Regions from separate parts of the Homo sapiens genome. Here region 2 is linked to region 1. Evidence: chromatin loops called from intact Hi-C (ENCODE). Cell type or tissue: A673. All regions are shown on one strand. Links, peaks and the distances in the headings refer to the core of each region. The heading gives the core; the rest is flanking DNA.

The links. A loop is a pair of places that touch in the nucleus more often than their neighbours do. Peaks named below come from ENCODE experiments on the same cell type or tissue, not always from the same donor. Only the 100,000 strongest peaks of a DNase experiment are listed, where the experiment ranks them.
Region 2: a loop joins it to region 1, with 2.6 times the contacts of the local background. A loop is called at or near these places in 2 of 110 quality-filtered maps.

What each region holds. Positions count from the first base shown.
Region 1 is chr12:38,816,089-38,832,802 of GRCh38, forward strand. CPNE8 (copine 8) reads right to left here. Exons shown (of 20, transcript NM_153634.3): 6 at 13,291-13,367. Among named protein-coding and RNA genes, the nearest start is that of CPNE8, 81 kb to the right of the region's middle. In A673, for the core only: no CTCF peak of the experiment used is centred there; a DNase peak (open chromatin) is centred at 7,813.
Region 2 is chr12:39,094,201-39,110,914 of GRCh38, forward strand. All of the region lies in intron 1 of LINC02406 (long intergenic non-protein coding RNA 2406), which reads right to left. Among named protein-coding and RNA genes, the nearest start is that of LINC02406, 43 kb to the right of the region's middle. In A673, for the core only: a CTCF peak has its summit at 9,575 (motif pointing left); a DNase peak (open chromatin) is centred at 9,541.

The DNA of each region.
Region 1 (16,714 bases), core at 4,004-12,003:
GTAAGGTACACATGTAGCAAGGCTATTATAATTTTAAAATTCTGTATTTTTAAAGTCTGAATTTTAAAATTCCTAAGTCTTGGGAAACAAGTGCAAAGTTATAATGTGCAGGAGAGATACTTAAAATAATCAAGAGAAAAAGAGGAAACATATAAATGTGACTATTATCCTGGAAAATTCAGTGCAATAAACATTTATTGAACTCTTACTATTTACAAGGCACAACAGGTCTCTACAATACAAAGAATATAATGTTTTCTTTTGAAGTCTCTTTACAATTGTTCTATAAAGAAAGAAATGGGGGAAGGTATTCAGCCTCTTGATTGAGTTTTAGAAGTTTGTTCAGGTTCTTTGATCCAGCATGCTGTGGACTCCCTGTGTCATAGTATACAGGAGAATTAATAAAAACCTAACAGGAGCAACTATTGAAGGTTCTTTGTTTTGTTGTTGTTTAGCAGACCTGCTTAAGAAAGAAAAATTGGTAATTTAAAACAAACAAAAATAGTATGAAAGAAAGGGGAGAAAGAACCATCACTCTAATACCAGAAAAACTAACAATTCACAGTTAGCCAGAAATTGTATATTTATTTTAAAAATTGAAATAAATTCCTGCTAATGATTAAAAATATATACTGGAATGTAGCTGTATTTGTGAATGTCCACTTACTAAACTGCTGTCCATGTTTAGAATCTTTCATCAGAGTTACCTCAAACTGTGAAAGAATTGAGAGCCAGTTGATCTATCTCCACAATTACTGGGAGGGTCCAATCACTATTGTTGTTATCAAAGAAAACAGTGAAATGTCAAGATTATTGGAAATTTTTACTTACTGGCATTTGTTCTCAGGGCAGCCTGATGCACTGAGTCTACCTGGACCTAAAATGATGCCACAGCCCAATCAAGGCTAAATACTCAAAAGCTTTTTAAATAAACGAATGAATGAATACAAACACTAACAGTATGTCTAATCTCTCCCCTTCCCTTTCTCCAGGGAATATGTGAGCCAATTAAACAGGAACTTTTGAAAGGATAGAAAGCCCTAGAAAACTCTGTAGAGTTAGAGACTGGGCAAATCATCCTGAATTATCAAATAGAAAAAATGACCAGGTACGATGACAACACTGTGAAGTTTTCTTGTTACCACATTGTCAATTCAAAACAATGATTTTCCAAATAAGGGGAAAAAAACAGAAGTACTTATTTCCAAAACTAAAAATGAATTTATTTTTTAATCCTTCCAATTGCCTTCCTATATTTAGACTGTCTTGGCTCTGTTCTGGAAAATAGTTGAGCCCTGTTTATCTCAGATAAAGGTGGGCCACTGGACTGTGCTTGAGGAAGAGTTGCATGGGTAACAGACACCAGGAAGGAACCTCATCCTTGAAATGACCTAAATCAGAATGGGTGTTCCCTGGGAGCTCTTCTTGCATCTAGAGATATTCTTGACTCTTCAGTAAATGATTCTGTATTACTAAAGTGATACCAAATTTTTAAATTTCGTTTAAAGTTACACATTAATTTATTCTTTTTTTTTTTTTTTTTTTTTTTGTGAGAGACAAAGTCTCGCTCTGTCTCCCAGGCTGGAGTGCAGTGGTTCGATCTCAGCTCACTGCAAGCTCCGCCTCCTGGGTTCATGCCATTCTCCTGCCTCAGCCTCCCGAGTAGCTGGGACTACAGGCACCCACCGCTACGCCCGGCTAATTTTTCGTATTTTTAGTAGAGACAGGGTTTCACTGTGTTAGCCAGGATGGTCTCGATCTCCTGACCTCGTGATCCTCCTGCCTTGGCCTCCCAAAGTGCTGGGATTACGGGCGTGAGCCACTGCGCCTGGCCAATTTATTCATTTTTTTGAAGGCAATATAATGCTGTGGTTAAGCATGCAGGCATGAAAGCCAAACACCCTGTATTTGAACTTAGTTTTTTCAGAATCTTGTCTCAGTTTCTCCCTCTGATGAAATGGGTATAATAACAGTACTTGTCTAGCTCGTAATAGTGCTATGAAGGTTAGAGGAGTCAATAGATGCAAAGCCAGTAGAATAGTAACTGATTTTTTTTTTAATTATACTTTCAGTTCTGGGATGCATGTGCAGAAAGTGCAGGTTTGTTACACGGTGGTTTGCTGCCACCCATCAACCATCATCTAGGTTTTAAGCCCCACATGCATTAGGTGTTTTTCCTAATGCTCTCCCTCCCCTGGTCCCCCACCCCATGACAGGTGCTGGTGTGTGATGTTCCCCTCCCTGTGTCCACGTGTTCTCATTGTTCAACTCCCTCTTATGAATGAGAACATGTAGTGTTCGGTTTTCTGTTCCTGTGTTACTTTGCTGAGAATGGTTTCCAGCTTCATCCATGTCCCTGCAAAGGACATAAACTCATCCTTTTTTATGTCTGCACAGTATTCTATGGTGTATATGTGCCATATCTTCTTTAACCAGTCTATCATTGATGGGCATTTCGGTTGGTTCCAGGTCTTGGCTATTGTGAACAGTGCTGCAATAAACATATGTGTGCATGTGTCTTTATAGTAGAATGATTTATAATCCTTTGGGTATATATTCAGTAATGGGATTGCTGGGTCAAATGGTATTCCTGGTTCTAGATCTTTTAGGAATCCCCACACTGTCTTCCACAATGGTTGAACTAATTTACACTCCCACCAACAGTGTAAAAGCATTCCTATTTCTCCACATTCTCTCCAACATCTGTTGTTTCCTGACTTTTTAATGATTGCCATTCTAACTGGCATGAGATGGTATCTCACTGTGGTTTTGATTTGCATTTCTCTAATGACCAGTGTTGATGAGCTTTTTTTCATATGTTTGTTGGCCGCATAAGTGTCTTCTTTTGAGAAGTGTCTGTTCACATACTTTGCCCACTTTTTGATAGGGTTGTTTGATTTTTTCTTGTAAATTTGTTTAAATTCCTTAAAGATTCTGGATTTCAGATCTTTGTCAGATTGATACATTTCAAAAAATTTTTCCCATTCTGTGGGTTGCCTGTACACCCTAATGATAGTTTATTTTGCTGTGCAGAAGCTCTTTAATTTAATTAGATCCCATTTGTCAATTTTGACATTTGTTGCAATTGCTTTTGGTGTTTTAGTCATGAAGTCTTTGCCCATGCCTATGTCCTGAATCGTATTGTCTAGGTTTTATTCTAGGGTTTTTATGGTTTTAGGTTTTACATTTAAGTCTTTAATCCATCTTGAGTTAATTTTTGTATAAGGCATAAGGAAGGGATCCAGTTTCAGTTTTCTGCATATGGCTAGCCATAACTGACTTATTATAATGCAATCAAGTTAGCCACTGGTATTACTTAAAATAACAATTCACAGCTCCCTTTTATTTGCTTTGATAACTAACATCCACCTGAGAATAAGTATAACAGCAGAGATAGGGCCGGGCGCGGTGGCTCACGTCTGTAATTGCAGCACTTTGGGAGGCCGAGGCAGGCGGATCACAAGGTCAGGAGATCGAGACCATCCTGGCTAACATGGTGAAACCCTGTCTCTACTAAAAATACAAAAAATTAGCCGGGCGTGATGGCGGGCGCCTGTAGTCCCAGCTACTCGGGAGGCTGACGCAGGAGAATGGTGTGAACCCGGGAGGCGGACCTTGCAGTGAGCCAAGATCACACCACTGCACTCTAGCCTGGGTGACAGAGCAAGACTCCGTCTCAAAAAAAAAAAAAAAAAAAAAAAGAGCAGAGATAATTCCCAAATGTTCCTTCCAAACACTCATTTTATCAGTGCGTTATAACTCAGACCAAGATAAGTGTGATGCTTATGTTCCAAGGTTGGTCCATAAAGGTCTTTCCTCACCTATTAGTTTGTTTAACTACAGAACTAATATTCTTAGCCTGCATTTTGAATCCTAGAATCATCAAACTATGCCATACACAAGAGGAAAAAAAAGAAGAAAGGAGCAATAAATTTCACTGTAGAGGAAACTGTAGTTTCTCTGAAAGATTTTATCACAATATAACTTCTAAACACTTCCTATACAAAAAGCAACCATTTGGAAACTAAACTGAATTGGCAGGGCGTGGTGGCTCACTCCTGTAATCCCAGCACTTTGGGAGGCGAAGATGGGGGGATCACAAGATCAGGAGTTCAAGATCAGCCTCGCCAACATGGTGAAACCCCATCTCTACTAAAAATACAAAAATTAGCCGGGCGTGGTGATGTGCACCTATAATCCTGGCTACTCAGGAGGCTGAGGCAGGAGAATTGCTTGAACCCGGGAGGCAGAAGTTGCAGTGAGCCGAGATTGTGCCACTCTACTCCAGCCTGGGCAACACAGTGAGACTTCATCTCAGAAAAAAAAAAGAAAGAAAGAAAAGAAAAATAGAAACTCATCTGAATAAATTAGTTTTATTTAGAAAACTAAGAACATTCTTAGTGTCACCCAAATAAAACTAATAAACAAGCTTTATTAGTTTTATAGGCTGGTGAAGTATCAAATAAAACTAACCTGTTTATTAGCTTTATTTGAGTGAAACTGAGAATGTTCGCTGAATCTATAAAGGTAATACTATTAGAACTCACCCTCCAAAATAATATAGATCATGTCTTATCACTTGTTTCCTTCAGTTATAATGTTTCCAACAGGTTTTCAATCCAACCCAATGAGGTTAGGCAAATATAAACAAAAATATCTTGCAAATGTTGAAACTCTGGGTGAATACTGGCACCTAAAACACATGGACAGAATGTCCCATCTACTACTAAAGCTCACCAATCTGTATGGCAACCTCAAAAATGGATGATCTTCCTTTTGTTAGCATACATCCTCCTTACATCCACTGTCTCATGAAAGAAACCTGAAGGTCCTTGAAATCTTCTTCAACCTAGACCATCAACCTTTCACCAATCCTTGTGAAATCAACCTTCAGAACATATTTTTCATCTGTCCATTTTTCCTCATCTTCCTAACCCAAACAACTATCTGTTAACCACATACAACCATCCTCTACACAGAAGTCAATGATCCTCTTTGAAAAAAATCGTAAATTTTCCCATTGCATTTATGATAAAGTTTAAAATACTAAAAATGACCTACATATTGTAGGTTAAGCTAATATTCTAATTTTCATAGGGCCTGTATCAATATGCAATTATACTTAGTTGCATGATTATTCATTTAATGAATAAATGGTAAAAACCAATAAAGACAGGAACAACTTTGCATATTCATCATTGTATACTTAGTACCTAACAGTTTCTGATCCATAATCAATTCCTAGTAAAGATTTGTTGAATATATTATTTTTAAAAAACACAATCCCTAAAACCTCTATTATACTCAGATTCTATCTACCAGAATCTGTCAGTAAATTATTTGCTCTATAAAGTTACCATTCGTAAAATAATTTTTCCTTTTGTTTTTCTTTCCTAAACTGGGATGCCCAAAGGGCTTATTTGCACACAAGTCTCATAGGAACAAGACACATGTCACACCAAGTCAGAACAACCAACCAATCATTCTGAGGCTTGTCTCTGACAATGACATTAAAGGCTATTTTGTAAAAAACTCATTCATTTTACCTATATCTCTCATGACTGGTCATATCCTTTACAATCCTTTCCATCCAGAAGAGTTCTTCATCTGTATGACTTTAGTTGTCACTACTGGAATATCTGAGTAGAGCAGAGAATCATGGGAATCTGCAGATACACATAATCTGCCTATTTAGAGTAAGCAATTTACCTCCCTGGAGATCATTCCAGAGAATGAGCTCACTCACATTCGAAAATGAATGCAAGAAAGTGGTTCAACTCAACATTTTGATTAAACTTCGATTATATGTAAACCTCAGAAGCTTGTGTATAATAACATGAGTAAATGTACTAAAATTCCTTCTATCTTTGGCCTTTAAAAAGAATATACCATTTTTCGAGAGGCTTTCCCAGAAGTAGATTAAAGCTCTACTCTAGGCTGGTGAAGTATCTAATATCTATCTGAAAGGCAATCAGTGGTTTTATTTTTAATGTGTTGAGTCATGTGAAGATTACAAACATGTATACACATCTGTGTAGTCTTTGCAAATAAAAAAATATTTTATTCTTAATTGACACTGAACCCTGGATTATTTTTTGTAATTACATGTTAACATGGGAAATTTGGGATATTTCCAAAACTATCTTATAAAACCCAAACTAATGAAAAGAAGAAATCTAACTCAGTTCCCCTATTTGATAGTTCAGCTACATACTGAAAACAGACAAATAGTTTTTAATATTTATATTTGGATAATACTTACCACTTTACATAAGTGTAATCAAGTTTGGTTTAACACGGTCCTTTCCTTAAACTTGCTGAATTCCTAGCTAAACACGTCTCTAAGAAAAATAAACATGAAGGAAGGAAGGAAAGATACTGGCTATTTTTAATAAAAACAATGAGTGTTTATTAAATTCTAATGTGCTCCATCACAAATCAGTTGTATAAAGTATTGATGTTACTTACAATAATACTCTTAAATGAGTGTTATTCAGATATTTCAGATGAGGAAGCTGGGTCTCAGGAATTTGATGCACTTTGCTCAAATTACATACCTAATCAATTGTAACACCCAGGTCTGACTGCTCCCAAAGCTCATGTACTATCAACTTCATTACAGTGGCTGTTTATTTAGCTCTACAGCAAATTCTTATTACAAATGTGACCCATAGACATAAAAAAAAGTATAGATGTAAAAACGGCCTAATATTGCAATAGCAAGTTAGTAGCAGAGATAGGACTAAAAACACCATCTTCTGAGTCCAGCCCAATATTCTTCCCACTGAAGTAAATTAGAGAGCATAACAATATCAATTTAATTAATAAAGATTACTTTGAGCCTCAAAATTTCCCCCAAAGTTGATTACATTTTTACAGGCAAAAAGCTGCATGCTAAAAACATGCCCTGTTTTATGGTGAGTTTGTATGTTTCCCACTTTTATGACTATGCATTCTCCTATCCCTCTTCCTCCTCTTCCTTCTCACAGACATTTGATCTCTAAGTGCATTCACAGTCAAAGCCTAACTTTCAGGATAAGTCCACATCTGTGTCAAATCTTCAAGCCAACCCTGTAAGTCTCTGCCTCAAGTCCCCTCAAACACTATTCTTCTATTTTAGTCTTCTTCCTTATTCTGAAGCTTCCTTTCTGCTCTGTTCCTCTCCCTGCTTTCATCTTGTTGTACTTCAGCACCTGTCTGTCTCTGTCCTTGAACCCTAAGTCACAATTGAGATCCCCACATCTATCAGACAATTACAAGCTGGTTTTTCAATTATCACTTGCCTCTGAGTCCCTGTCCCTGTCCTCTTCACCTGTTAGGACACAATCATCCATCTACGAACCTTCCCTTAATTCTCCACCCACTACCAACTGCCTAGATCACAAAGTGCTTTTGCCAGCCTACAAAAAACATAGCCTTTGCCCTCCTAAACGTCCTTTAGTCAAAACAGCTGCTGGTACCATTACTGCTGGTACTGCTTCTTCCCATTGTATCCTGCTTCTCCCTGGAGTAAGAATCTAGTTTCTAATTATTACCAGTGCCTGCCTTTTTCCCTGATCCTTTTATATGGAACCACTCATGCCTGGCTGAGAGTAACAGGAACAAATAGGCCTATTACTTGAGGAACATAATAAATATTTTCCTCCCAGAGGAGAGAATGGCAATCTTTCTTAAACCGGTGCTGATTCTTGCATTTCGGAAGGCTTTGCCGAATCCATCACTGAGATCCCTAAAGATAGAAGACATACGACTCTTTGACAGCATCACAGAAAATTGGATACAATCTCACAGCATGAGAAAACACACTGCTGAGTGGGTATAATGCTAAATAATAATGGGATGATCTAAAGAGAGGAGCCGATGAGTCATAGGAAGCACAGTAAATGTTTCAGTCAAATTAAGTAGCACAAGACTCATTTTAGGAGGGTTCCAGGAAAAGCCCAAAAGTGTAGGATGGAATTCAGATGAGAAACGTGTTTGCCCAAAGCTTAAATCCAACAGAACAGACTATTGAAATTGCAAAAATCTTAAGCTGCTATTAAAAAGTAAACTAAAAATTATTGAACATCAATTTCAAATTATTTCATCATTATGCATATAAAATATTAAAAATAGAAATGCTTTTTCCCATAATAAAATGAGAAAATCTAATTTTATAAATGACAACAATAACCAAAACACAGAAAGTAAAAAAGCCCGAGGTTAAATTCAAATTCTCATTATAGAATGAGGCAAAAGGCTACATACAACAAACCATTTTACCTTCACAATAATCCTAACTTCGTTGTCAAAAGTTTGATTGATATTAAATAATTTCAAATTCTAAGTTGTCTCCTTTAAATCTCCCAATTTTACAGTTATCATAAATTTAAAAAGACTATCTCTGAGGAGATATTACAACACAATCGCAATTAAAAAGCTAGAAGAAATTATTCTGAGTATCTTATCAGAAAATAATTTAAGTTAGGCCATTTAAAGGAAAGAAAGCAAAAAAAAAACAAGGAAGTATTCTGAATAACTTAGAATATAAATGGGAAACTAATTGGGAAATAAATCTCTAATCTAAAATTAATAAATAAGAGGTACTTGGATAATGCTACTTAAGATAAATAACATTTGGGACACAAGAAGACTTTAAATTCATGATAAATCAATTGTGTGTTACTTACAAGTGGACTGTCTGCCTCAGGATATCTTCTGGAGGTGTCCTATGCTGCAATTCAGAAGCCAGTGCCCATCCAGATAGGGAAAATCACCTAACCTCTCACAAACATGATTGCAAAAAGTAATGGCTGCAGCACCAGGAGTGTGCAAATTCTATTTCTATCCTCAGTCATGAGGACCAGACCATGAAAAACAGTAGAATGTTTAGTGGCTGTCCTACAATGTTATCTTTAACCAGACGGTTAAAGATATCTGGTCAGGGCAGGTTCACACAGCAAGGCAGCAGGAGGCAGTGGAAACTATGAAGAATAGATAGAAGAGCTATACCATAAATACCTATTATTTCCCCAGTGTGAATTTCTCGGCTATTTCGGTCATGCATTCATAAATTTTACTACTCTTACATATTCATGTGAAAACATGGAGGCTTCGAAGTTGTGTTTGTCACCAAGCTTCCTGTCACGAGAAGAAAACACTTCCTGACCTTGCATCATCTCCAATATCTTCCCTGGTTTCATTTCTTCCAAAGCCATTCCCTCTTCCACTGAAATATCTCAGATCTTCCCATGTTCCCATCTCTTCCCACTATTTGCTTATTAGATTGATTCAGGAAAAAAAGTTAAAAAGTAAAAAAAGTGAAGTACATGGAAGAGCAGGAGTTAGCAAGGATGAATGTGGAATTTAGGACTCCATGGAGTGGACCAGCTGCTCTGAAGGGCTATCTTGGCATTATTCGCAGATAAAGCTTCCATGAAAACAGCATTTTGCTCTTCCTCAACCCAATTGTGCTTTTTCAAACAAAAAGTATGAATGGTTGTGTTTTTCATTTGAGACTGAGGTAAGGGAGTAAAATGCTATTTGCATAGAAGCTGTATCTTCTCTCAAAGTACCTGAACTTAAAACTTAGCCAACAGACCTTGTTCTTCAATCCACATGTTCTTCCTCCAGACATATGCCTCTCTCACAGCTAGAGTTTTTCATTAAAGCCAGTCTTTTCTATGTAAGACGAAGGGTGACTACAAAATGTTTTTTCCAGTCCATTGTTCACCTGCGTTGGAACATCTGATCCAGTGATAGCACGTCACTAGGTGCCTTAATTAATAAAGCCAAAATATCTTTCCACTAGCAAACTAATCGTATTCACTTTTACTCTCCCATTTTTAATTAATCTTTCCTATTTCATTTCACCCTCTCATCTCTTTCCTCTATTGGATTATCTCAGGTATCTAATCCAATTCACTACTGTTTAATGAATGTAATTGCAACCAGTCTGCAATTCCTAAGGTTTTGTTTCTTTGCTTTTTTCTTTTGTAGTCCATCTCTTTGCTACACTCAAGCTTTACATTTTCTTACCCACTTAGTACTAAAACTTGCCTAGCTAAGTTTTCTTAGAAAAATTTAGAAATCTTCCACTGCTCAAACAATAATCTTACCTTTAAACTATTTTCTTAATGTTTATTTGCCTGACAAGACTGTCCAAGGAGATGAAGGGCTGAATAAAATTTAGTGATATAAGCTTAGAAAATCAAATTAATTATTCCTTTTTCAGTAAGAAAGATAGAACCTGAGGACCTTCAATAAAGTTGTCTAAATTTCAGAATATCCTATAGATGAAGCACAGCATGTGGTTACTGTAGATCCATGTTGGATGAACAAGTTTTGAAGTCTTTCCCTCATTACACTATATGAAATATGTGTATGTTATACCCCGCCCTTAGCAAGAGCTAAGAAAAATCTAAATCTCATCCTTTCTGATTACATAAAATGATCATGACTCAACCCCCAGCAAATTCTCCCAACATCTGCATATTCTACCAGTCTACCCTAGGTATCTTCACCTCTTAGCAAGAATTTATTTTTGCTGGTCATACCTAGTGGGAATTGTTGAATCAGCTGAACAAGGACCATATCTTATGCTATGTTCTATTCACCACATACCCCAATCAACACATTATAATAATATCAAATTTTTAATATATTCCAAGATTAATATAAATATGATTTTCCACTGGTAAATTTTTTATAACTTAATAATTTAATCATTTTCTGAAATTAGAATTATGATTTCCTTATGTTAAAAAAACAGATAAAAATTTCCAATAAAATTACTAATTTAAAAATATGTATACCACATAGGCTGGGTGCAGTGGCTCACGCCTGTAATCCCAGAACTTTGGGAGGCCGAGGCGGGCAGATCACGAGGTCAGGAGTTCGAGACCAGCCTGACCAACATGCTGAAACCCCGTCTCTACTAAAAATACAAAAAAAAAAAAAAAAAAATTAGCAGGGTGCCACACGTGCGCCTGTAATCCCAGCTACTCGGGAGGCTGAGGCAGAAGAATCACTTGAACCCGGGAGGCAGAGGTTGCAGTGAGCAGAGATTGCGCCTGGACAACAAAGGGAGACTCCGTCTCAAAAAAAAAAAAAAAAAAAAGTATACCACATAGCCAACGTGCATAGGAAAGAAATGCTCAACATCACTAATCATTAGAGAAATGCAAATAAAAACCATAATGAGATATCATCTTAGAACAGTCAGAGTGGCTATTACTAAAAAGTCAAAAAATAACAGATGCTGGTGAGGCTGCAGAGAAAAGGGAACACTTATATGCTGCTGGTGGAAATGTAAATTAGTTCAGCCATTGTGTAAAGCAATTTGGTGATTTCTCAAACAACTTAAAACAGAATTACCATTTGACCCAGCAATCCCATTATTGGGTACATAGCCAAAGGAATATAAATTGTTCTACCATAAAGACATTCATGTTTATGTTCATTGCAGCACTATTCACAATAGCAAAGACATGGAATCAACCTAAATGCCCACCAATGGTGGACTGGATAAATAAAATGTGGTAAATATACAACATGGAATATTATATAGACATAAAAAAGTCTGAAATTTTAACCTTTGTAGCAACAGTAATGGAACTAGAGGCCATTATCCTAAGCAAATTGACACAGGAACAGAAAACCAAATACCACATGTTCTCACTTATAAGCGGGAGATAAACATTGAGTAGTCATGGACACAAAGAAGGAAACAGCAGACACTGGAGCCTACTTGAGGGTGGAGGAAGGGAGGAAAGTGAGGACCGAAAAACTACCTATGGGGTACTATGCTTATTACCTGGGTGATGAAATAATCTGTATGCCAAAGCCCTGTGATGTGCAATTTATCTACCTAACAAACCTGCACAAGTACCTCTGAACCTAAAATAAAAGCTAACAAATAAATAAATGAATAAGAAGTGTACCCATTCATAAAAATCTCTATTCTGTTGCTTGGAAATGAAAATTCTGTATTTTAATTGCTTTTGTTTTCTCTTGAAGAATGTTAAAGGCATCTTTAAGGTGGTATTGCATATATTATTGATTCTTTTTAACGACAAAAAACAAAAGGTAGATTTAGTGGTCTTAGGAATCCTTGTGAGCATAAGTCACTAGAATAGGAGATGCAATTAGAATTATATGCACTCAATAAAATATTTGCATCTGCCTCACAGATTGCTTACTACTTACTAAAGTGAGCATAAATATATTTTTGTAATAAGCTTCCAAGTCCTATAATTATGTGAAAATAAATTACACACAAAAAGAATTTAAAATGGGAGCTGATATATGAAAGTTTTCAAACTGACATTCGGTAATAATTTTCTAAGGAAATCAAATTAAATTTCAAAAACTTAGAATTTATAGAATTCTTATTAGCCTAATAATTTCTTGCATAGCAATGAACACACTAAATAAAAAGTTTAATTTTATATAAGAAATGTGAGAATAATGCCTTGCCATTTCAAGTATTTATGTCAGAAATAAACAGATTTATGGAGTATTGGAATATTTATTTTTTGAGTTTGAGATTCTTAAAAGGTTGATGAAGATAAAGACTTCAAAATTCCCTAAAGCTTTTGAGATTGTGGTTAACTCTGCAAATGTACTATTCTTTCTAGATCTTCTGAATTTTATGAACAGTTAAGTCAATCCAAATAATCAGGATTAGGGAAGGGGAAGAAGGAGGAAAGGAGAATAAAGCCATGAAAAATTTCTAAAATTTGCTCCCTGCCTTATTTGGAACTGGAGGAAACAGAATCAACTCATGCAATTGACATGAAAACTAAACATGATCCTAGTAATTGAAGGTGAAGATGGAATAGACCATTCTTAGTGATTACCTTCTCCCAATATTTACCTACTTACAGCTTTCTCTACAAGCCACTTCCATGGTAAAAATTATTATGAAAATTTCAATAACCAAAAGTGCATTTATGAAATACATGGTATTAACAGCAGTTTACTACATATATTTACTAACCCAAAAGAGTAAAATCTCTTTTTCAAGAAGTACGAAATCTGATAATTAATAGTACAACCAAAAGAAAAACAACACATTTCCTTATTTAAATTTGCTCATTTCATCTTGTGAAAATTTTTTAGCATAGCATATGACAGGTGACATAGAAATTATTCTTTAAAAATATGTCAAAATTATTTGTTAAAAGAAAAAACTCAAACAAGATTTTAAAACCCACTTTTGCTCCACAACCATGCATTCACCAATTCCAAACTGACAAAATAGAAACTGTTAAAGTTGGCATTTCATTGTCTGAATTAAAAAATACTTACACTATTGGTTTTTCCAGGCGACTTCCCTGTGAACCAACGATCTCTCCCAATGTACAAAACACTTGTCCCAGAAAGTCCTGAAATAGATAAAAAGATTAAAGCTCATAAGTTTCCAAACTATCTTTACAGTATATGTTTTGTACATCATACATCTGCATTGTTTTCATTGCTGAAATATTGACATTTCTAACTTCCAACAATAAGTAAAATAAGCTCAATATGCATTAATCTTACCATGTGACTTTCACATGTTTGCACAGCATTTTGTGTTTTTAATCACAGAGCAGTTATTCTGAGTTCACAGGCATTGCATTTGTTTTCTTTTTATGTTTTAAGTTACAATACAAAATAGACAAAAGTTGGAGGTTTTGAATGCACAATTGGCTTAACTTCGGATGCCTCTGAATTACTGGAATTGTTGGCTGAGGAGACAAAATGAGAAAGCCCACAGCAGAGGTGGCTAATCCCAGTAACACTTAGAGAAAGGTCATGTGATGCAGTAGCCTCAACTAGGGTCCACAGCCAACCTGCCAGGTGTCTATTCTAGTACTACCACTTACTAACTGTGATTGTAGGCAATTAATTAAGCTCTGCAGTTTGCTCTTCTCTATAATGTATTAGTACCTCCTCACAAAATTGTTCTGAGGGTTCAATTAGTTATTGCATGAGTTAATACTAGCATATTGTAAGTGCCTAAAAATGGGTTAAGTAAAATATACTATAACGTTCATTAACATACAACCGTATGATTCTTATTTTCAAGACTCAGAATAACCCTGTAAATGAGAGGTCTGATATTAACACTGCATTTCACATATAAAGAAACTAAGTGCTTATTTCACATTGCATGCCTATATCAAAACATCTCATGTACCTCATAAATGCATACACCTACTATGTACTCACAAAAATTTTTAATTTAATTTAATTTAATTTAAAAAATAGAAACTAAAACTCTAGAAGGTTGATTTTCCATAAATAGCAGAGCCAAGACAAACTCTGATGTTCTGATTCCAGACTGATATGCCACATAAGAATTTAAATACCATAAGTACAGTGCAAACTCATATATCTATAAAATAAGGGCACCAACACCATCTGGATATGTAGGTCAAGAAAATGTGAAGTTGTTCCAGGGAAAGACACGTGCCTTCTAGCTTAGCCTGTATGTGTTCAAAGAATTGCCCTGTTCTAAAACAAGGTGAGAGATCTCTCTAAATTGTTTGTGTACTGAACACGACCAAGAAAATTCCTAAGAAGGATGGACAGAGAGGATTAATGGCAAACAAAATGTGTTCAGTATACTAAATAAACAAATCTATTTAGTTTAGTAGTTTTACAGAGAAATGACTGTTCTCAGATGAAAGAAAAAAGCCAACCTATGGTGAGGAACTAGTATTGGCCCCATTTCTCAGATAAGGGAACTGAGGCACAGAGATAGTAAATTGCTCAGAGCTACAATTTGGACCCAAGTCTAAACCCAAGGCTTACTACTCACCTAATCACTATGCCAAGCCATGCTGCCTCTCTGCTTCTAGTCTAATGAAAGGAATGAGACCCAGTCACAAAAAAGCTTACCAAGCCACAAAAGTAAAAACTATGTTCTTCAGTGTTGGAGGTGGGGAAAGTGGGGGTGAGAAGTGCCCTAATTAAAAAGAGGAGGAAAAGATATCTGTAGACTAGCATAGTCAAGGGAACATTTTCCCAAAGGAATTACTTTCTTGAGAGCCAGTAAGGAATCAGATCAGATATTGCTTGGAGAGAAGATAATTGGACATTCTAGATTTACAGAACAGAGTTACAGGCCAGAGAATAATGAGAAAAGAGAAGGACTCAAGTAAAAAGCAGAAATGGAGATGAAGAGCCAAGCCCAGAGAGGGCCCTCATGACCAGACACAAAAGTTGTCTTAGGGTCATCAGAAGCAACCAGAAGCCTTTCACCAATTCAGGGACACCATTAGAGCAGTGTATTCAGAAGATTACTCAAGTGCCTATTTGCAGAGTGATTTCAGGAATGAGGAAAAAAACTAGAAGCCAGATCAATCAGAAGGCTATGGTAGTTAATAAGAGGCAAAGTGTTAAGGCCCCAAACAGTACCACACAGAAAAATGACAGGATTTGGTGAAAACCATACTTGCACATGAGACAAAAAATAACCCCACATCTGATACTTGGATACTGCCGGCATGGCCATACCTTCATTAAACTGCAAATCACTTTAAATTTGTTTTCAAATACATAAAGAGAATTTAAGATAAAGCTTTCCCATATTTAAATTAAACACCTTTCATAATGGCACTTCTTTATCAATATCAAAACAGATTTTACAAATGTTTATGGAATTTTAATAAACCTAAATTTCTTTAAGTCTCATGACAGCTAGAAAGAACTGAAAACTGAAGATCTGAAATGTATCATTGCTCTTCTGAGTCAGCAGCAAAAAAACACACAAGGGCGATTCCAGAATTCTTTTCTAAGGATAGTTATGCTTATGCGCACCTGCAAATACTACATATTAAATGGACTTTGCCAATGGAGTAGCGAGTCTCAGTAAAAGCCATCTGTGCTGAAATTGCTCAAGAGAATAAAACATAAATATTGAGCAGGATCATATTAATATGGAGACACACTAACAAATACAAGAGAACACATGAACAATCATCTTGGCTGAACAAAATCAACAAAACGTGCACCAAAAAGCTATGACGTGAATCTGTGTATTTCTGTATCAAAGGCCACACACACACTGGTGTCAACCAGCTCTGGCTAGTCCTAGCTGATTGGCCAGAACTCCACTAGACTGGTTTGATAAACCCCTGAATTAAAAACACCTGAGTGCTAGGTAATGAGGACGATTTCATACCTACAAGAAGCACGGGAAAGGGTGTGTGGCTTGACATACACTATGACATACACCACTGGACTCTACAGAAAAAGCCCCAGGAGAAAACTAAGTCAGAAGTCATTTCCTTTTCCAGCTCCACCAGCGCAGGGCAATGCAATCACCCAATTAGCTAAACTGGGACTGCTGAAGAATCAACACAGGCCCATAATGGCAGACATGAAAAGCACAGACATCTGCTGAGAAGGAAAACAGTACTGTGGCAGTAAGCTGGACATACAGCCATACAGGGCAGTATTGCCAGATCACTTCCCAGGCCTCTCCCTTAAAGGTGAAGCTGGGAAGTGTAAGGCTATAGAAGACCTCGGCCTGTTGCTCTTGCAAATTCAGGTGAGTATAATGTACATACGACTTAAATGGAGGCCTCTACAGGTACCGTACATTTTGCCCCCAAATATTTATGGCACTCTCAGCTAATGTTTGTATTTTTAGTAGAGACAGGGTTTCGCCATGTTGGCCAGGATGGTCTCGAACTCCTGAGCTCAGGTGATCCACCTGCCTCAGCCTCCCAAAGAGCTAGGA
Region 2 (16,714 bases), core at 5,308-13,307, 280 kb after region 1:
GACTTTCAGAGTGTTGTGTATTCAGTAAAAAATTGTGTGCATCATTGAACATTTACGCAATGAAAATCTTAAAGATGTAAGGAAGATAAAACTGTGAAAAAATCATGAAGATTAAAGAAACATTTCAGGAAAGACCAAATAGACTACTAGACTAGAAACTACTACTAGACTAAACACTAAAACAATTGAGAGTACAGAGAGATAGAAAGAGAAAACTGATTAGAAATGAGAAGACCAAAGCTCTGTACATAGTACAAATAGAATAAAAGTACCAGGTCAAAATAAATGAATACACACACCCTGAATAATACACAGGGCATGTGGTTTAATCTCCAAGTAAACATATCACATAGCAAATGTGTTAGAACTGTGAGTACTGCAATAAGCTGTCATACAGTCCCATCATCGTAACCACACCATCTCAAATGTTTTATTCACATTAGAAGGAAATAATTCCATATATTAATTTTTTCAACATTTGAAGTCACAAGGACAGATTTGACCAATACTTTTGCATTAGTCAGTTGTGGGTTGTTATAAAAAACAAAAACCAAAAACAAACAAGTAACAAATCTCAGTGGCTTAAGAAATAAAAGGTTATTTCCTTCTTATACAATGCAGTCCAATGTAAGGCACATATACACTGGAGTGTTAGACACAGTATAGGCAATGAATATGTAATAAAAGATTGAATGAATAAATAGAAGGAAAAGAAAGGAAGGAAGGAAAGGAAGTCCTACCTAAATTTGCTCAAACTGTATAAACCATCCCAGCCCCAATTTTCATATCTATAACATAGGATAATAGTGCTATGGGTTTTTTGTTGTTGTTGTTGTGGAGTTTTGTTTGTTTGTTTGTTTTTAGATGGATTCATGCTCTGTCACTAGGCTGGAATGCAGTGGCATGAGCTCAGCTCACTGCAACCTTTGCCTCCCAGGTTCAAGCAATTCTCCTGCCTCAGCCTCCCAAGTAGCTGGGACTACAGGCATGTACCACCATGTCCAGTTAATTTTTGTATTTTTAGTAGAGACAAGGTTTCACCATGTTGGCCAGGATGGTCTCCATCACTTCACCTCGTGATCCTCCCGCCTCACCCTCCCAAAGTGCTGGGATTATAGGTGTGAGCCACTGCGCCTGGCCAATAGTGCTATGATTAAGGGTAATCATCATGATCATCATTAAGTGTATAACATAATAAGCCTCAAAATGGGCTTGAGGATTGGTTATCAGAAAAATGGCTGATAGGAGGAAGCACTAACTTGCAGCTGCCACGTGGAGGGACAGAGCAGCAAGTGGAGACCCACATCATGAACTTTTGCTCCAAGAACTACCGCAGGAACATACCAGGAAAGCTGAGAGAATTCACAGAACTTTTGAAGGAGGTGGATTGCCACTGCAGGCTCTGTGGGACAACTGAGGAGCTGTGCTTTCTCAGCTGGGAGACTTGTGGTCTGGGGCAAGTTCTCAGCCCTGCTCACCAGTTGCCTGGAAATATACTTGGTGCTGTTGCAGGAGCACAGTAGGAGTGAGACCAGCCTTTCAGGATGCAGGCTGTGTGGGAGCTGGGTGAGGCCTGTGGCTGCTGGCTTTCCTTCACTTCCCTGGTGATCTGTGTGATGCAACAGAGACAGCCATAATCCCCTTGGGAGCATAACTACATTGGCCTGGGACTCACACCCCCACTCCCCACAGCAGCTGTAGCAAGCCCCACCCAAGGAGAGTCTGAGTTCAGACACGCCTAACCCTGCCCCCAGCTGATGGTCTTTCTCTACCCACCCTGGAAGCCAAAGACAAAGGTCATAATCTCTAGGGAGCTCTATGGCCTTGCCCCCCACCTGAGAAACTGGAATATTTATCCAAAGATGACTCTAGAGCAAGCTTGTATCCTTCTTATACAACTGCAGCTGATGCAGTCTTGAAGCACCACCTCCTGGCTGGAGGCCAGCCAACACAAAACCAGCACACTTAACAAAAATACAACTAAGGACTCTCACAGAGTCCACCTTACTCCCCTTCTACTTCCACCAGAGTAGTTGTTGGGATCCATGGCTGACAGACCTGATAACAGGTCACATCACAGGGCTCTTTGCAGACACTCCCCAATACCAGCCTGGAGCCTGATACCTCCGCTGGGTAGCTAGATCCAGAGGAGAAATAACAGTAACTGCAGTTCAGCTCTCAAGAAGCCCCATGCCTAGGGGAAAGAGGAGTGCACCACATCAAGGGAACACCCCCGTGGGACAAAAGAATCTGAGCAGCAGCCCTTGAGTCCCAGATCTTCCCTCTGAAATAGTCTACACAAATGAGAAAGAACTAGAAAAATAATTCTGGTAATGTGACAAACAAGGTTCTTTAACACCCCCAGAAAATCATACTAGCTCACCAGCAATGGATCCAAACCAAGTAGAAATCTCTGAATTGCCAGAAAAAAAACACTCAAAAGGTTGATTATTAAGGCAATCAAGGAGGCATCAGAGAAAGGTAGAGTATAACTTAAAAAAATATATATATATATAAGATATGAATGGAAAAATCTCTAGTAAAATAGATAGCATAAGTAAAAAAAAAATCACAACTTCTGGAAATCAAAGACACACTTTGAGAAATGCAAAATGCACTGGAAAGTCAGCAACAGAATCAAACAAGTAGAAGAAAGAACTTCAGAGTTCAAAGATAAGGCTTTTGAATTAACCCAATCCAACAAAAACAAACAAAAAATAATTTTAAAAAAATGAACAAAGCCTCCAAGAAGTGTGGGATTATGTTAAACGAGCAAACCTAAGAATAATTGGTGTTCCTGAGGAGAACGAGAAATCTGAAAGTTTGGAAAACACATTTGAGGGAATAATTGAGGAAAACTTTCCCAGTCTTGCTAGAGATCTAGACATTCAAACACAAGAAGCTCAAAGAACACCTTGGAAATGTATTGCAAAAAGATCATCGCCTAGGCACGTTGTCATCAGGTTATCTAAAGTCAAAACGAAGGAAAGAATCTTAAGAACTGTGAGGCAAAGGCATCAGTAACCTATAAAGAAAAATTTGTCAGATTAACAGCAGATTTTTCAGCAGAAACCCTACAAGCTAGAAGGGACTGGGGTCCTATCTTTTAGCCTCCTTAAACAAAACAATTATAAGACAAGAATTTTGTATCCAGTGAAACTAAGCTTCATAAATGAAGGAAAGATACAGTCTTTTGTAGACAAACAAATGCTGAGAAAATTCACCACTACCAAGCCAGCACTACAAGAACTGCTAAAAGGAGTTCTAAATCTTGAAACAAATCCTAGAAATACATCAAAATAGAATTTCCTTAAAGTATACATCTCAAGGGACCTATAAAACAATCACACAATAAAAAAAATCCAAAGTATTCAGGCAACAATCACAGTGAATAGAATAGTACCTCACATCTCAATACAGATATTGAATGTAAATGGCCTAAATACTCCACTTAAAAGATACAAAGGCTGGGTGCGGTGGCTCACCCCTGTTATCTCAACACTTTTGGAGGCTGAGTCAAGTAGGTCATGAGGTCAGGAGATTGAGACCATCCTGGCTAACACAGTGAAACCCCATCTCTTCTAGAAATACAAAATTAGCCAGGCATGGTGGCACGCACCTGTAGTCCCAGCTACTCGGGAGGGTGAGGTAGGAGAATCGCTTAAACCTGGGAGGCAGAGATTGCAGTAAGCCAAGATTGTGCCCCTGCACTCCAGCCTGGGCAACAGAGCAAGACTCCATCTCAAAAAAAAAAAAAAAAAAGATACAGAATGGCAGAATGGATTAGAAGTCACCAACCAAGTATCTGCTGTCTTTGGGAGACTTACCTGACACATAAGGACTCACATAAACTTAAGGTAAAGGGTGAAAAAAGATATTCCATGCCAATGGACACCAAAAGCAAGCAGGAGTAACCATTCTTAGATCAGACAAAACAAACTTTAAAGCAACAGCAGTTAAAAAAGACAAAGAGGGACATTATGTGATGACAAAAGGACTCGTCTAACAGCAAAATATCACAGTCCTAAATATATATGCACCTAATACTGGAGCTCCCAAATTTATAAAACAATTACTACTAGACCTAAGGAATGAGATAGATGGCAACACAATAATAGTGGGAGATTTCAATACTCCACTGACAGCACTAGGCAGATCATCAAGACAGAAATTCAACAAAGGAACAATGGACTTAAACTATATCCTAGAACAAATGGACTTAACAGATATTTACAGAACACTCTACCCAACAACTGCAGAATATACATTCTATTCATCAGCACATGAACATTCTCCAAGATAGACCATATAATAGGCCACAAAACAAGTTTCAACAAATTTAAGAAAAATTGAAATTATATCAAGAACTCTCTCAGACCACAGTGGAATAAAATTGGAAATCAACTTCAAAAAGAACCCTCGAAACCATGCAAATACATGGAAACTAAATGTCTGCTCCTGAATGATTGTTAGATTAACAATGAAATCAAGATGAAAACTTAAAAATTATTTGAACTGAGCAATAACAGTGACACAATCTATCAAAACCTCTGGAATACAGCAAAGCAATACTAAAAGGAAAGTTCATAGCATTAAATGCCTACATCAAAAAGTCTGAAAGATCACAAATAAACAATCTGAGGTCACACTTCAAGGAATTAAAGAAGCAAGAACAAATGAAACCCAAACCCAGCAGATGAAAAGAAATAACCAAGATTAGAAGAGAACTACATGAAATTGAAACAAAAAATACCAAAGACAAACAAAATAAAAGTTGGTTCTTTGAAAGGATAAATAAAATTGATAGCTCATTAGTGAGATTAACCAGGAAAAGAAGAGAGAAGATCCAAATAAGCTCAACTAGAAACAAAATGGGAGATATTACAACTGATACCACAGAAATACAAAAGATCATTAAAGGCTACTATGAACACCTTTACATGCATAAACTAGAAAATCTAGAGGAGATGAATAAATTCCTGGAAATATACAACCCTCATAGATTAAACCAGGAAGAAATAGAAACTGTGAACAAACCAATAACAAGAAGCTAGACTGAAATGATAGTTAAAAAGTTACCAACAAAAAAAAGGCCAATACCAGATGGATTCACAATTGAATTCTGTCAGACATGCAAAAAAAGAGTTAGTAACAATCCTATTGACACTATTCCAAAAGATAGAGAAAGAGAGAATCCTCTCCAAATCATTCTATGAAGCCAATATCACCCTCCTACCAAAACCAGGAAAGAATATAACAAAAAAAGAAAACTACAGACCAATATCTCTGATGAACATAGATGCAAAAATATTCAAAAAAATATTAGCTAACAGAATAAAACAGCAGATCAAACAGAAAATCCACCATGATCAAGTGGGTTTCATACTAGGGATGCAGGGATGGTTTAACATCAGCAAGTCAATAAATGTGATACACCACATAAACAGAATTAAAAACAAAAATCACATGATTATCTCAATAGATGCAGAAAAAGCATTTGAAAAAATCCAGCATCCCTTAATGATTAAAACTCTCAGCAGAATCGGCATAGAGGGAACATACCTTAAGGTAATAAAAGCCATCTATGACAAACCCACAGCCAACATTATACTGAACAGAGAAAAGCTGAAAGCATTCCTTCTGAGAACTGGAACAAAAGAAGAATGCCCACTTTCACCACTTCTATTCAACGTAGTACTGCAAGTCCTAGCCAGAGCAATCAGACAAGAGAAAGAAAGGGCATCCAAATCGGTAATGAGGAAGTCAAACTGTCGCTGGTTGCTAGTGATATGATTGTATACCTAGAAAACCCTAAAGACTCATCCAAAAAGACCCTGGAACTGGTAAATGAATTCAGCAAAGTTTCAGGTTACAAAATTAATATACACAAATCAGTTGCTCTGCTATATACCAACATGTACCAAGCTGAGAATCAAATCAAGAACTCAATCTCTTTTACAATAGCTGCAAGAAATAAAATACTTAGGAATATGCTTAACCAAGGCGGTGAAAGACTTCTACAAGGAAAACTACAAAACACTGCTGAAAGAAATGATACACAACACAAACAAATGGAAACACACCCTATGCTCATGGATGGGCAGAATCAATATTGTGAAAATGACCATACTGCCAAAAGCAATCTACAAATTCAATAAAATTTCCATCAAAATACCACCATCATTCTTCACAGAATTAGAAAAAACAATCCTAAAATTCATGTGGAACAAAAAAAGAGCCTGCATAGTCAAAGCAAGGCTAAGCAAAAAGAACAAATCTGGAGGCATTACAACACCCAACTTCAAACTATACTATAAGGCCATATTCACCAAAATAGCATGGTACTGGCATAAAAATAGGCATATAGACAAATGGAACAGAATAGAGAACCCAGAAATAAAGCCAAATACTTACAATCATCTGATCTTTGACAAAGCAAACAAAACCAAAGTGTGGAAAGGCCACCCTATTTAACAAATGGTATTAGGATAATTGGCAAGTCACAGGTAGAAGAATGAAGCTGGATCCTCATCTCACCCTATGCAAAAATCAACTCAATATGAATCAAAGACTTAAATCTAAGACCTGAAACCATAAAAATTGTGGAAGATAACATTAAAAAAACCCTTCTAGACATGGCTTAGGCAAAGACTTCATGACCAAGAACCCAAAAGCAAATGCAACAAAAACAAACATAAATAGATGGGATTTCATTAAAGTAAAAAGCTTCTGGCTGGGCACAGTGGCTCACACCTGTAATCTCAGCACTTTGAGAGGCTGAGGCAGGTGGATCACGAGGTCTTGAGATCGAGATCATCCTGGCCAACGTGGTGAAATCCGTCCCTATTAAAAATACAAAAATTAACTGGGCGTGGTGGTGCGCACCTGTAGTCCCAGTTACTCAGGAGGCTGAGGCAAGAGAATCGCTTGAACCCAGGAGGTGGAGGTTGCAGTGAGTCAAGATCACATCACTGCATTCCAGCCTAGGAGGCAGAGCAAGACTCTGTCTCCAAAAAAAAAAAAAAAAAAAAAAAAACTTTTGCACAGCAAAAGAAACAATCAGCAGAGTAAGCAGAGAACCCACAGAGTAGGACAAAAATCTTTGCAATCTATAACACCCAAAAAAGGACTAATATGCAGAATCTACCAGGAAGTCAAACAAATCAGCAAGAACAAAACAAACAATCCCATCAAAAAAACTGGGCAAAGGACATGAATAGACAATTCTCAAAAGAAGATATACAAATGGCCAACAAACATATTAAAAAATGCTTAATATCACTAATTATCAGGGAAATGCATATCAAAACTGTAATGTGATACCACTTTACTCCCGCAAGAATGGCCATAATCAAAAAATAAAAAATAATAGATGTTGGTGTGGATGTGGTGAAAAGGGACCACTTTTACACATTTGTGGGAAGGTAAACCAGTACAATCACTATGGAAAACAGTGTGGAGATTCCTTAAAGAACTAAAAGTAGAGCTACCATTTGATCCAGCAATCCCACTACAGGGTACCTACGCAGAGGAAATGAAGTCATTATACAAAAAAGATACTTGCACATGCATGTTTATAGCAGCACAATTCACAGCTGCAAAAATATGGAACCAGTCCAAATGCTCATCAATCAACAAGTGGGTAAAGAAAATGTGGTATATGCATACCATGGAATACTACTTAACCATAAAAAGGAATAAAATGATGGCATCTGCAGCAACTCGTAAGTGGGAGCTAAACTATGCGGACACAAAGGCATAGGAATGATACAACGGACATCGGAGACTTGAGGGAATGGGAGGGAAAGGGGTGAGGGATAAAAGACGACACATTGGGTACAATATACACTGCTCAGGTAATGGGTGCATCAGAATCTCAGAAATCACTACTAAAGAACTTATTTATGTGACCAAATACCACCTGTTCACCAAAAACTATTGAAATTTAAAAAATAATGATAAAATAAAAAAGAATCTGTGCTCTCTTCATAGTATTACTGAAATAATAATTTTTAAAAATGGGCTTGAGTCATAACTCGAATTCTCTTTAGCTAAATACTTTATTTTCCTCCCCTCTTGCTCCTAGTTTTCTAATTTTTTCCCCCACCACTAATGGTATGCATGAAGAGTTTCATTAAATCTGCTCTCCATTGGCTTCCAACCAGGAAAAAACTTGAATCAACCGATACCTCCTTCCTTACCAAGTAAAGGAAAATTCAACCAAACAGAATGGAGATAGCATTTGAACTTGGCCTTGAAATAAAGATGTCAACAGCTAAAAATGGGGGCAGAATAGATTTCCAGATTGAGTCATCCACTGCTGAGAGAAGCTAGTATATTATTGATGTCGCTGATTACAAAAAAAAAAAAAAATCTTGGCAGTAGTGTGTGGCTAGATTGGTACATGTTGGCAAATTAGAATGAGTACTGGATTGAGTAATCTAATGAGATCTGAATTCTGACTCTGCTACTAACTTACTTGTGTAATTGCCAATAAGTTACTTAACTCTTATAGACTTCACATTCCACATTTGTAAACTGAGTAGGTTGAGCTGAGTAAGCCTTTGTCATTCTTTCAGCTACGTAATTTTATGGAAAAGGAAATCCATCACAATCACAGGACAAAACTATTTCTTAGAAAAATTGCAGTATGACTGCATTGAAGAAGGACTCTTTTGGAATGACAAAGCAGGAGCCCTTTGGCCCACTTTATCTTACATCCAAAGACTAAATTCATCTGTCACAAATAAGAAAAGTTCCATTTCAGGTATTCACATAGCCTTCATCTCACAGCTCCTACAGAGACTTCCTTAGCCCTTCTTGGGGCAGCTCACATCCAGGAGAGACTGAAGCAGGGTTATAAAGACCTAGTCAGGTTCATGTAATACAGAACACTGGTGGGCAATCCTTGCACCAGGACTCTTAGGCATATTGGTCAAGGCTTTGCCAGGCCTGGATCACATTTCAATTTCATACACTCGACAGTTTTGCTTTCTCCCACCTCCTTTCCCAGGTGTTGGACCATTGTGAGCATTTTGCACCTCAGATTCCATCTTAGTGTCTAATTCCAGTTAAACCAATCTGCAATAGTGGAATGAGAGACAGGTGTAATTAGACACAAGAGACCTACCCCACGGCACAAGGCAAGGTGATTTGGATATTTGAGCGTCTTAGAAGAAATGCCCTATCTTTATTTCTTGTTTGTTCTGAAAGATGATCTTCCTGTGGTTTCATGAGATACCAGGATTTTGCCATCATGCTCACTGAACACTGCTGATGGCATCTTCCAGGATTAACCATACTCCGAATTTTGAATACCATCCCGATTCAATCAACTTTGACGAATGTATTATTGTTCGTAGTTTTGATTTAAAAGCCTTTACAGCTCATGTTTATTGCTGTAATATCACTGCTTTGTCTTCTGTTTGGGTTTTGGTACCAAATTCACCCTGCAGTCTAAATGTAGACTGGGTAGATCACTCTCCCACTGTTCCATCCGACTGATGAATAGTCACCGCCACTCAAGATATAGCAGAGGACATTACTGCCCTCTGGTGGAAACATTGAAGACTACTCTAAGAGTGTCTCCCAAGGAATGGAATTTTCACAGATGGGTTCATGTTGCAGCTTGAGTTGTAAATAAATACAGCCAGAAAAATTATCCTCATTTCCGGTTCTTGACATTTGATTGGCTCTGTATTTGCCTAATTTCCATCTTCTTCCCTGCTCTGTTATCCCTATCCCAAACAGGTTTAGCCACCTACAAATCTTTAAAACACTGATCCACTAAGACATGGATCTCATCACCCAATGTATTTACAATAAAGCTTCCAACCTCCTTTTCAGACGGAGGAAAAAAGAAAACAAACAAACAAAAAAAAAACACTTGAAACAGTAGAGCATTAAAAATGTGTTGTAAATAGACAACTATTTCCACTTTAGCCGTCCAAACGGATTCGGTTTTCTGGGGCTATGCCAATAGGCAAATAATTGACTTACTGTTGCTTTTTTTAATTCCATTAATATAAGAAACAAATCATTTATTAGCCTTCTTTGTCTGAGTAAGTGGCTGAGTGCATATATTTTCTTCATGTGTGGGTGAAAGAGCATAGAAGATAATGCTAATAATTCAATTTTAAGAACTTCTGTTGATTTCTTCAGTCTATTCTGCCTTCTTCGTGTGACGAGAAGAAGAATACCAAGCAAGCTGTCCCTTGAATTAAAGAGGAGCAGTTTATAAAAATGATACTACAGGCTAAGGAGCGAAACTTAGGTTTTAGCCTGAGCTCTAGTCCTTAACTTCCCTTAGCCTCAACTTCTTCATCTGCCAAATGGGGACAATGATCCTTTAAGGAGCTGTAGTGAGTATGAAATCAGATAACGTACACAGAGCTTAGGCACAGTACCTGGTACATATTAAATGCAGATAAATTACGGTTGACCTCAGTTTCCATGGAGAATTTGTTCCAGGACTTCCTGTGGGTACCAAAATCTCGAGTCCCTGATATAAAATGGCAATAGTATTTTATACTATAGCATATTCATATTAAATACATAGCATTTAAAATATAGTATATTTTAAATCATTTCTAGATTACTTATAATACCTAGTACAATGTAAATGCTATGTAAATAGTCATTATACTGTATTGTTAAGGGAATAATGGCAAGGAAAAAGTACATGTACATGTTCAGTACAGATAGGTTTTTTTCCCCAATAGTTTTGATCTGTGCTTGGTTGAATCCACAGATGTGGAACCCATGGATATGGACAGCTGACTGTACCCAATATTATTTCTATTGTTATTTTTAGTCAAGTGTTAATGAGGAAGAATTTGCTTTAAATGTCTAAAAATTCTAACGCTGTTAGTCTAAGCAATATTTGCCTATTTATTTTCCTCTTACGATCTTCTAGATGAATCATTTTCTATGGAGATCTTTAACTTAATCTGCTCCAATTCTTTTACCTTCAGGAAGTGGCTGGTGTTGCCAAGTCATTGGGGCTCATGTCTATTCTCACTTACAAGCCTCAGCTCAGAAGACTTCCCTTGCCTCCTTTATCTCCTTGCCTTTCTACACCACACTTGCTTCCACCCACACCATACATACCAGTGGTCCATCTTCCTGTAACTGAAAATTGTTTAAGTGTGAGTATTTTGTCCATCTACTCTCAGCACCTAGGACATGACTGATAAATGTAGTTTCCTATTAAGTGAAAATACTTCCCTAAACCTTGTCAGTTAGATGGCAAAAATCCCAGAAAGATTCAGATATGGAGTTGAAGAGAATTGGGTTTCTTCTAAGTCACTGAGCCTCCTCAGTTCACAAAAGGAGGACTTATGAATTGGGTGATCTCATCCACAAAATCGGAATGATGGTTTAGTCAACATAAACAGATGTTAATTCATACAAAACCCAAAGAGCACTACCTTGGAACAGCAATTCCATCCACTGAGATTCTGAGACTTTGCCTTACCAGATTATTATATTTTGATTTAGTTGAGAAAAAAAGCATAGGTACATCATATCAATTCTATCACAAGGTTACTATTGTTATGGTTAGCTACAATAATCACACATCATAGCATATTTTTTTACAATGTATCATCAGTTTTAGGATGAGTGCAATACTTTAAATAATTATTAAAATGAAATAAAAATAAATAAAGTATCCTATTATAGTAACAATAAGAATAAAATTCTCACAGGTTTCTGATTACTTGGGAATATAATATTTCTGCATTGAAATTCCATAGACTTCTAGATCTGACATTATTATTGATGACATAAATTTAGCTTTTTAGTAACAAGGAAAATGAATATTATTGGTGACTGTATTAGTCCCTTCTCTCATTGCTATAAAGAACTACCTGAGACTAGGTGATTTATAAAGAAAAGAGGTTTAATTGACTCGCAGTTCCACAGGCTGTACAGGAAGCATACACAGCTGGGGAGGCCTCAGGAAACTTACAATCATGGCAGAAGACAAAGAGGAAGCAGCATGTCTTATATGACCAGAAAAGGAGAAAGAGAGAGTGAAGGGGGAGGTGCTACACACTTTCAAACAACCAGATCTTGTGAGAACTCACTCACTATCAAGAAAACAGCAAGGGGGAAATCTGCCCCATGATCCAATCACCTCCCACCAGGCCCCTCTTCCAACTGGGAGTTACAATTCCACATGAGATTTGGGCAGGGAAACAAATCCAAACCGTATCAGTGACACATACTGAAATATTTTAAAAGAGGAGTTTAGATGAAAATTCATAGAGCTTTAGAAATACAATGAAGGGGAAAATTTTAACAGGGAAAAAATACATCACAAGCAAAATTGTTCATGTTCTTTCTTCTTTTATGAAAAATAGATTTCTTTTTATTTTATTTTATTTTATTTTATTTATTTATTTTTGAGATGGAGTCTTGCTCTGTCGCCCAGGCTGGAGTGCAGTGGCGGCATCTTGGCTCACTGCAAGCTCCGCCCCCTGGGTTCAGGCCATTCTCCTGCCTCGGCTTCCTGAGCAGCTGGGGGCTACAGGCTGTCCCTATTTCTTAGCCTAATTTATACATTAAATAAAATATTTTCCCTGAACTGGTATTATTACATTTTTTTCTTGTTTATTTATTTTTAAGAAAATAAATACCCAACTTATTTGCAAAACACACTTGACTTGAAAAGGCATGAGAACAAAGCTGCCATTTTTTGTAGTATTTTGTGTGTATCAAGTATTATGCCAAGAATTTTATAATTGTTATTTGACTCAATACACATGACAGGATTACTACTGTTATATTCATTTCATTATATTGGGGAAGACAATAATGTTCAAAGTCACATCATAAGTTTTGTAGTTGGACCCAAGTATATTTGATTTTAAATCTCATTTTTTTAAATAATTAATGTAGAGCCTCCCAGAGCTCAAGTGGTGTGACAATCTACAGATTTTACCAATGATCCAGCATTAGAGTCCATCCATTTCCTCTCCAGTTTCCCTGAGTTACTCATTTCCAAACAACTGAAGTGTGCTTGCTTTTTCTCATCATTTTGAATTACAGGCTTCAGAAAGAAAAATTCACAAGGTCCTAGGTAGAAAACAAAAAAATCCTCCAAATCTCAGTCCAGAATTATTTCCTAAAGAAGTTTTCATTTAAGATCACTTTTTAGAAAAACAATGTTCAAGATGCAGACAAAAATAGAAATTAAAATATAAACTTCCAACACCCCCCACTTCTTACCTAAAGTTGCCACGTTTTACAAACAAAAAGTATAGAATGCCTAGTTAAATTTGAATTTCACGTAAATAAGGTATAAAATTTTTTGGTGTAAATATGTCCCACACATACATATATACTCATACTAAAAAATCATGTGTTGTTTATCCAAAATTCAAACTAACTATATATTTTATCTGGGAACCTTACTTCTACTCTACCCATTGCCTGTCTCCAGCTTCACACCCAATTGCTCAGTAGAACTGTTCACATGTAATTAGGGTCTCATTCAGTAATGTCTTACCTAATGATTCTTTGTCCTTTCCTCATCAGTAGCAAAGGGGACAATCTGAAGAATATTTACAAATACAATTACAGTCTATCAGTTGCCTTACACAGCAGAACTAATCCATAGAGAGAGGTGGGAAGTCCTGTACTTTATTAATAAACTCAAGTAAGGAGAAAAACCATTTCTGTGGTATTTTAAGTTGAATTTACATATTCTGTCACATTTCACTACAAGTGTAATCAAATAAAGCTATTACTCATCAGAAAATAAAGAAATAAAGATTTGGTAGGTAGCCTAAGCTACTCTTACTTTAAAAAGTAATCTTTTAAACAAAAATATCAATAAGAGTTTCCAAAACATTTAGTTGCAATGTTGTCCTATACTAAAAGATGTCATTTTATCCCGCCATAGTGAAATGGGCATACTGTATTTTACCTGGCCTTGTTGAAAAACAACACGAAAACACTCATCAATTCTCGATTTTTAAAAATGACCAAAATTGACATGATCTGTTTATTGAAGGAAAGGCAATTTTGCTTTTGGAAGGCAACATTAATATAAATTTATACTTATGTCTTAGCAGTAAACAATTCCCAAAGGAATCAGATTTCCTAAGTAAATGTCAAGTGTGCTCTCTAAAGCACTATTAATCAAATTATTTAATTAAATATATGCTGTGCTTTGACATATTGAATTTTGGACCATTTTACCAACCAAAGCTGTACTCCTGTAGAATATAAATCAGTTAATCAGTGTGAATGCAAAGTAACAAGGCCATTTTGATATGGTTTAATGTAAAGTGCTCTCTTTGCTTTAAAGGAGCACCAGTAACATACCAGTTTTAATACTTTTTTTTATGTGTCCTTGCCACCCAGTTGACCAGGAATATGGGAGGATTTTAGGGAAGCTCCTACTAGCAAGTAGGCTAGGATGTTAACCAAGGTAAGTGTCATGAGCTCTATAACTTAAAACACTTCAGCACAGACAATGTGATAATCTTCATGTATTAGTTTAAGTGACACTATAGGAGTAGTTTGTTGCCGTAATCTGGAAGTCACACTCCAGGCCTGATCAGCTAGCATTTAATCAGAAACATTCACACTCCAGAGGTTGCTACTGCAAGCCTTTCTGCTGTCATTATTTCCAATCAATACCAAAGACTTAAATTAGCATAATGAATGCTAGGAAAAATGTTGGTGAAAATTTGTGGACTGTTAATTAGACAACAGATGTTCAAAATAGAATTCTCAATGATGAAAATCAAAATATATGAATTGACTAAAATATATTACATCTACTTCAATCCTCAAATGAATATGAGATTCTAGTAAGCCCTTTGCTTTTTGGAAAGTCTCCCAAAGATTTATTCTGTAACAAAGCTACGTCCAGCCACTTAGTTAAAGGATTTAGGATGCCTGATACTGATTATGAATCTAACTTTTTTCTGCCTTTAGAATATTGTCACATTTGCCTTGAGTAAATATTTCATGCTAGGTCTTGTTAGAACACAGAATAGAACAGAGAGCCAGGAATTCACTAAGCATACAGAATGGACTGTATGAATTGTTTTACATCTGCTTCTTAATGTTTGTTTAATGGATCTCGTATGCATGGTCAACATTTGGTCTCAGGTTTGCTTTCTTTAACTTGATAGGGAGGTTGGAAGGTGATCACCTCTCAATACTGGTATTTATCAAAGAGCTGTACTTGACAAAATTGCTTAGGTCCAGCCGTAGCAACAGATGTGCACTGGCATAGACCTGTGCACTAGATTTTCTGGGATACAAAAATATTCTAAGCTAATCTACCAGCACTTCCTTTCCAAGAAAGTCTGGTGATCTGTCCTTGGACTATAACCAACATATCCCCTATTCTTTGCTGGGCTTTCTTAATGGCGTTAAAACAAACAAACAAGAAAACAAAACAAAATAATAACAACAAACAGGCCAGGCACAGTGGCTCATGTCTGTAAACCCAGCACTTTGGGAGGCCTAGGCAGGATGATCGCTTGGGCCCAGGAATTTGAGACTAGCCTGGGTAACATAGTGAGACTCTGACTCCAAAAAATCAAAATATTAGCCACTCCTGCTCCCTTCAACCCTGTTCTTAAGTGGATAATGTCTGGTAAAGCGAAAAACCAAAGCAGCTTTGGAAAAGCATGGAGCTCTTCACAGCTATACCACGGTCCAACCTGGGAAGCCAGGAGGGAAGGAGCGCTCTCTGCCTTCCTAACACGGGGCAAGAGGTGGAGCTGAACTCCTCAGTCCCATCCTTCTTTTGATTTTTCTCAGTGGGAGTTGGGGTGGGTGAAGAGAAGGCGAGTGTATCATAGTATAACCATTGTATTCCTGTCGCTTTTCTCCCAGGACCCAGAGATGATCATTCATGTACTGATGACTGTGGCATTTAATTCTCCTGCCCCTGACTAGCTGGCGTACAAATCAGCATACCCAGTTATCTACCAGACATGTCATTCCCAACTCAGAGTCTGTCAATAATTTTTCATGGATCAGCATAGCCTTAAGAACAAAATCATAATTCCTTAGCTGGGCCCTCAAGGCCCTTCACATCTGACCCCTGACTACCACTCTAGCCCTGGCCTTTACTCATTCCCTCCTGCCTCCTCCCCAACATAATATATCCCCCTTGGTCCAGCCATGATGAACTACCTACAGGTACCTAAATATCACATCGATGCACAACTCTTTGCCGTCATGAATAGATTTGCCTCTGCTTGAAATGCCTTCTCCTTTTTACAGCCCTTTGTTCTATATCATATCCATGTGACTCCATGTAACAGAATTCTGATTCTTAGATCTTGGACATTTATACTAACTATGAATCCAGATTTGTGGATGATATGTAATAGCTATATGATAACTCTAATTTTTAACCCTTATTTTGTCATGTGATAAAAATGAGGGAAAGACAAAGTAGGGATATGAATGAACTATCAAATACAATTTGGTGTTTTCCTACTATCTTACCCATTAACATGAGAGAGGCAAGTGCCTTTTATCATCCCAGACACCCCTTTAATATAGCACTATTACCAGCCTAATTCCACAGATTATAAAGTAAAATCTCAAACCTACCCACTTAATCACAGAATGTGATTAAGAGACCATCTGGAGTGACCTTAGAGACCATCTAATCTAAGTCCTTAAATCCAATTAACTTTCCTTCCTTAATACTCTTTTAAAGGAAGAAAATTAT